Linked DNA regions of Homo sapiens: region 1 is linked to region 2. A link is a loop called in an ENCODE intact Hi-C map of the cell type or tissue named here. Cell type or tissue: PC-3. All regions are shown on one strand. Each heading gives the region's core, and the rest is flanking DNA. Links, peaks and the distances in the headings are about the cores only.

Evidence for each region. A loop is a pair of places that touch in the nucleus more often than their neighbours do. Peaks named below come from ENCODE experiments on the same cell type or tissue, not always from the same donor. Only the 100,000 strongest peaks of a DNase experiment are listed, where the experiment ranks them.
Region 1: a loop joins it to region 2, with 10 times the contacts of the local background. A loop is called at or near these places in 1 of 110 quality-filtered maps.

The regions. Positions count from the first base shown.
Region 1 is chr14:89,246,117-89,248,933 of GRCh38, reverse strand. All of the region lies in intron 4 of FOXN3 (forkhead box N3), which reads left to right. Among named protein-coding and RNA genes, the nearest start is that of FOXN3-AS3, 100 kb to the left of the region's middle. In PC-3, for the core only: no CTCF peak of the experiment used is centred there; a DNase peak (open chromatin) is centred at 1,143.
Region 2 is chr14:89,326,027-89,328,843 of GRCh38, reverse strand. All of the region lies in intron 3 of FOXN3 (forkhead box N3), which reads left to right. Among named protein-coding and RNA genes, the nearest start is that of FOXN3-AS3, 23 kb to the left of the region's middle. In PC-3, for the core only: no CTCF peak of the experiment used is centred there; no DNase peak of the experiment used is centred there; H3K27ac peaks cover 503 bases.

The DNA.
Region 1 (2,817 bases), core at 19-2,518, 80 kb after region 2:
ATTTTCTCAATTTGAAGCACTTGAATTCCAGAGCTCTTAAATCAAGAGGTTGAATTCCTGACATTTTAAAGTATTCCACTTGAATAAGCTGTTTAAACCATTAGAATGGCTTTAAAAAAATTCACCTGTTTCTTGGATCATTTGCTCTTGAGATTTACTTAATTGAAGTTTTTGCCTTTTCATTTTACTTCAAATCAAAATCATGTCTATAGCGGAGGAAGTTCTAATTTTATTCCTATGGGTAAAGTCGATTTCATGCCTCAGACTGTTCCCCACCAAGTGAAAGCAGGCAGTTTTCCACTGCCTCACGTAGCACAGCACACGTAGGCATGCACTTATCTTTTCTTCCAGAAGAAATCCTTAAACTCTGACTTTTCCCCCCAGGGCATCATTTCTGTAAATACAGCAGCTTTTACATTTTCAGGGTCTCTGGCCCATGTCAGCTTAAAGCTGAATTTGACTAAAGCCAGTCCCTAGGGAAGAGAGTAGACAGGGATGGGGAGAGTATTAATAATGAAGTCACAAAATTATTCTGCTGGGCATTTTTTATAAATCATTTGCTCCTGTTGGTGGAAAGTGAGACAATACTAAGATGCAAAAGTATGGAAGGTGGAACTAAAACTGAAATGATCAGTTCACATATTTGTAAACTGCGTATTTTATATCAGTCGCTGGATTAGGCCCCTAGAGACAGTGGTGGCTAAGTGATAAAGTCTTTGCGCTTGTGGCATTTTATAGTGTAGTGGGAAGACAGAAAGCAAACAAGTAGAGAATCATATATGTAATGTGACCTCAGGTCCAGCTAAGCGCCAGACAGAAGAAAAAAGTAAGGTGAAGGTAGAGGGGTTGGAGCAGGAGGAAGGTGTTATTTTAGGTAAAGTGGCCAGGGAAGGCCCTTTGAAGAATTGATATCGATTCCAAAATGATGAGAAGGTGCAATTGTGCCACCATGGAGGAGAAGAGCTTTCTAGGCAGAGGGCAGGTGCAAAGATGGTAGGAACAAACACGGCTTGTTGAAAGAACAGCAATGTTTGAGGAATGAGCAAGACAAACAGTGGTAGGACAGGAATTGGGAATGATTAGCAGAGGCCAGATCACTGTAAGTCATGAAGAAGAGACTGGATTTTATTCTAATTGTGATGGGAAGCCACTGGAAGGTTTTGAGGAAGGGCAAAACCAAATCTGGTGTACTTTTTATAAAGATGACTCTGCAGGGTGGAGAACAGAGTAGGTTGACAGGGAACAGGGGTTATGTGTGGAATCCAGTTACAAGGCTATAGTCATAGCCTAGATGAGGGTGATCATGATTTGACCGAGACTATGGTGGTAGCAGTGGTGAGATATAGTTGACTGTGCACTAGACCTCTAGTCCAAGGTCTTGTCTTAGAGACTCAAGACCTTGCACTAGACATCCTTTCCTGTCCCCTTATCATAATTCTGGCCTATAGTAGAAGCATAATAAATTATCTATTTAATTGAGCCTAGAAGTAAGGTTAAGTTTAAAATCTACTAATACTTCCCTGGCCTTTCATAGCTCTCCCAGGTTCCAGAAAGCTCCACTAGCAACCCAGTTTTATTGGTCAAAATTTTCTTAGTCCCCAGGCTTGGGTATGTAATAACCTTTGACTGGTTTTAAGCTAGGGATGGAGAAGAGAGGGAAAAAGGATAATTGTCATGTTTTATACAATAATTATGCTTAAGCTTTGTGTTACACTTTGCAATTTACAGAAAGTATTTTATTTGTATCACTGTTTTTGCACAGGAGAATTTTGAAAAATTATGAGATGGAGGGATGGATGGATGAATGGACGGACGGGTGTTCAGATGGATGGACAGACTGACTATTGGGTGGGTGGGTGGATGGATGGATGGATCAACAGACTGACTATTGGGTGGATGAATGTTTGATGGAAGAAAGAAAGGAAAGAGGGAGAGAAGGGAGGAAGGGAAGTCTCTTTCTCCTGTTGCCCAGATTGGAGGGATGAATTGAGGGAGGGGTTATTATTCATTTAATTAGATTTTCTTAGTAATCCAGATCTGAACTTTTCTAACCGTCTTGTCATGCTCTCTTTTCTTCAGCCATAAAGCCGCATCCGGCTGGGCACAGTGGCTCACGCTTGTAATCCCAGCACTTTGGGAGGCTGAGGCGGGTGGATCACAAGGTCAGGAGTTCAAGACCAGCCTGGCTAAGATGGTGAAACCCCGTCTCGACTAAAAAATACAAAAAATTAGCCAGGCGTGGTGGCGGATGCCTGTAATCCCAGCTACTTGGGAGGCTGGGGCAGAGAATTGCTTGAACCCAGGAGGCAGAGGTTGCAGTGAGCCGAGACCACGCCCCTGAACTCCAGCCTGGCAACAGAGTGAGACTGTCTCAAAAAAAAAAAAAAAAAAGCCGCATCCTGCAAATAAGATGAGAAAGGAGGTGTGGGCGCTGGGTGGGGCGGGCACTCAGATGAGATTCTCTGCCCACTCTGTAGAATTACTCTTCATTGTGGCTCTCAGAACTCGGAGCCTGTGAAAACCATGGTTTCAGGGTGAGGGGTCTCTACCCTAGGCTGCATTTCCTGATGGCCTTTAACCTTCCCAGGCCTGGAGGAAATCATGCCCCGGGAAAATATATGTTTTAACTTAAAGATGTAACACAATTAAAATGTAAACACCAGTTCTCAGCTTTAGCCCTTTACTGTGAGGGTGATGTAATAAGAAAGGCCACTGACATTTTGGGGTTGATGAAAATGGTAACTTTTAAAGGTAACATGGGTTTTATTGAAATATAATTCACATACCAAACAATTCACCTATTTAAAGTACAATTCA
Region 2 (2,817 bases), core at 2-2,501:
TTTATCTTGTTATCACCTGTCAAGCTCTACCCTTGTCGTGGTGTCAGTTATTTGAGATCATGGAATTATCTGTGATGTAATTACCTGTTCTGGAGCCCCAGATGGATTCCTAAGGGCCATCCTCCAAAAAGCCAAGCCTCCGTTTCCCTTTGAGGCTGTGCTAGTGGGAATGTGTCTTTGCCCATTCATCTAGTGCTGCTGGTGGGAATGTCTCTTCTCCTATTCATCCAGTGCTGCTGGTGGGAATGTCTCTTCTCCTATTCATCCAGTGCTGCTGGTGGGAATGTCTCTTCCCCCATTCATCCAGGGCTGCTGTTGGGAATGTCTCTTTAACCATTCACCCAGGGCTGCTGTTGGGAATGTCTCTTCACCCATTCAACCAGGGCTGCTGTTGGGAATGTCTCTTTACCCATTCACCCAGGGCTGCTGTTGGGAATGTCTCTTCACCCATTCATCCAGGGCTGCTGGTGGGAATGTCTCTTCCCCCATTCATCCAGGGCTGCTGTTGGGAATGTCTCTTTGCCCATTCATCCAGGGCTGCTGGTGGGAATGTCTCTTCGCCCATTCATCTAGGGCTGCTGGAACTCCTGTGTGCCATGCTTTGTGCGGGTTACTTGGGATCCTTGATGACTGAGCCAGGTTTCCTGTCATCAGAGCGTACACCTCCAGTTAGAAAGATGGACTTGTAAACAAATCTAATGTAACATGAGACTTGCTTTCGGTCATCTGTACAAAAGTGCTGTAGTTTAACGATCCTGGCTGTTTTGAAGCTCTTCCCAAGTATTGAAGTACTGAAACACAGTGGTGACATTTTGGAAGGCATTAGCCTGTGGTCTGGGAGAATGCTATTTGGGAGTCTGAAAACCTGGGTTTTTAGTGTTGACACTGGCCCTGATTAGCTGTGTGCTAATTCCTGTAAACCTGAGTCACTTCATCTTAATGGACTTCCCTCCCTAGGTTTATAAAATGAGGTGGTTGGGCTAGATCATCTCTAACGTTCCTTCTGATTCTGGTAGCCTCTGCTTATTATAATGTTTAAAGACTGGAAACTTCGAGATTAGCCAGCCTTTGTGAGGAGGATTTATTGTAAGTTTTTAAAGTGGCTTCCCTGCTCATTTGTGCCTTTGGGGAGACTTGGGCAACTCTGGTATGGTCAGAAGCCTAGCAACACTTTGAGGCCCCATCTGAGGGGTAAACTAGTAGTCTGAAAGACTAAACAGATGTCTTGCCCTGAAGTTCCAGAAGAAAGATACCATCTGTAAATAGCCTCATCAACTTTCATAGGGCTTTTGGCGGGTAGAGGTGCCTTTTACCATTATCCTTCTGTCCACTTGTGGATTTGTATAAATCCATTAGGTTAAAATTATCCATTCCTTTTGCTCTTGAAGCTGTAGGTCAGTTTCCTGCCCAGTTTAAACCTTGTCGCATACTTGTCACTTTTAAATTCTGTAAGCACCATCCTCAGCATTCCAGGGCTGGTAACCCCAAAGATGGCAGCAGCCAAGCTCCTAGCAAGGGGCACCCAGTCAGGGATAAGATCTGTAGTCGTTAAGCACATCATATAATAATGGTAGATAAATATTTGGAGCATTCTTCTCTCCTTAGTGTACTTCTTCATATTTCAGTTGCTTTGTATATAAATCTCACCTTTTCTAAGGAAACATTATATGATCTCTCACTGCATGTCATAATAAGTTTCCCGGACCACCTAGATGATACTTGGCAATTATGGCCTCATGTTGTGGTCCTATGTGTACATGTGCTTTTTCTCTTTCAGAATTGGACTCATCTCTTGGAGCCAATGATTGCATCTAATCACCAGCAAAGACCCCACAGCTGGGTTGGGTGGTGCGTGTGTGAGCATGTGTGTGTGTGCATATTACGTACCCGGGAAATGTTGGCGGGATAGATGGATCACAATGTCAGGCACGGGAAGCACTCAATAAATAGTTGTTGAATTGTACCGAGTTGTAGTGGCTAAATATTTCATGGTTCTCTATTCTTCCTACTTTATGCCACTTACCATGGGCTAGAAAATAAGATGAAGCTGTGTTTGCATTGAATAGTGGTAAGTGGTTGCTGGTTGTCTGAAGAGTCATAGAGCTTTTAGTGGTTTTACAGCTCTGATTCTTTTTTTTTGACAGCAATGTTTACTATTTCTGGCCATTATGTACACTAATATAAAAATTTAATTAGACTCTTTCTTTTCAATTAATTATTACAGCCCTGTTTGTTTGCTCTCTCGACAGAGCCTGCTTTATGGGAACAGGAGAGATCAATTTTCTATCACAAAATTCATTACTTTTGACTAAAGTCCAGTGCGCCTGTGAGTGTGTGCACCACTCTTGATGACTTCCCGGGCAGCCAGAGGATTGTGGATTCTGCCGAGTATTAAAGTAGCCTTGGTGAAGGGATGCTTTTGATTCAAGAAGAGTTTGATTTGATCATTGTCCTTCTCAAAGCAGCACATGAAGCAAAATTAAAATTCTGTACAGTTCCTGGGGTTGAAAATATACTTGTGTCTTATTCATTCCTCATGTTTAATATTTTCTTAAGCATCCAGAGAGTTGGAATTGGGTATAGATAGAATATGTAAAGGCTTCTGCCTTAGGAAAGCTATTTTCTTTGACAGCACCTATAAAAGAAGGTGTGTGCTCTGGGAGGGCAGGGACATGGTAGGTTTGTTCTTTACTTAGCTCCAGAGCCCACACAGTGCCTGGCGCTTGGTAGCTGTTGAGTAAACGTTTGTTGAATGAGAACGCATGAGATACAATAGTTTTGCTTTACATCATTGATAAAAGTGTTCTTTCATCACCG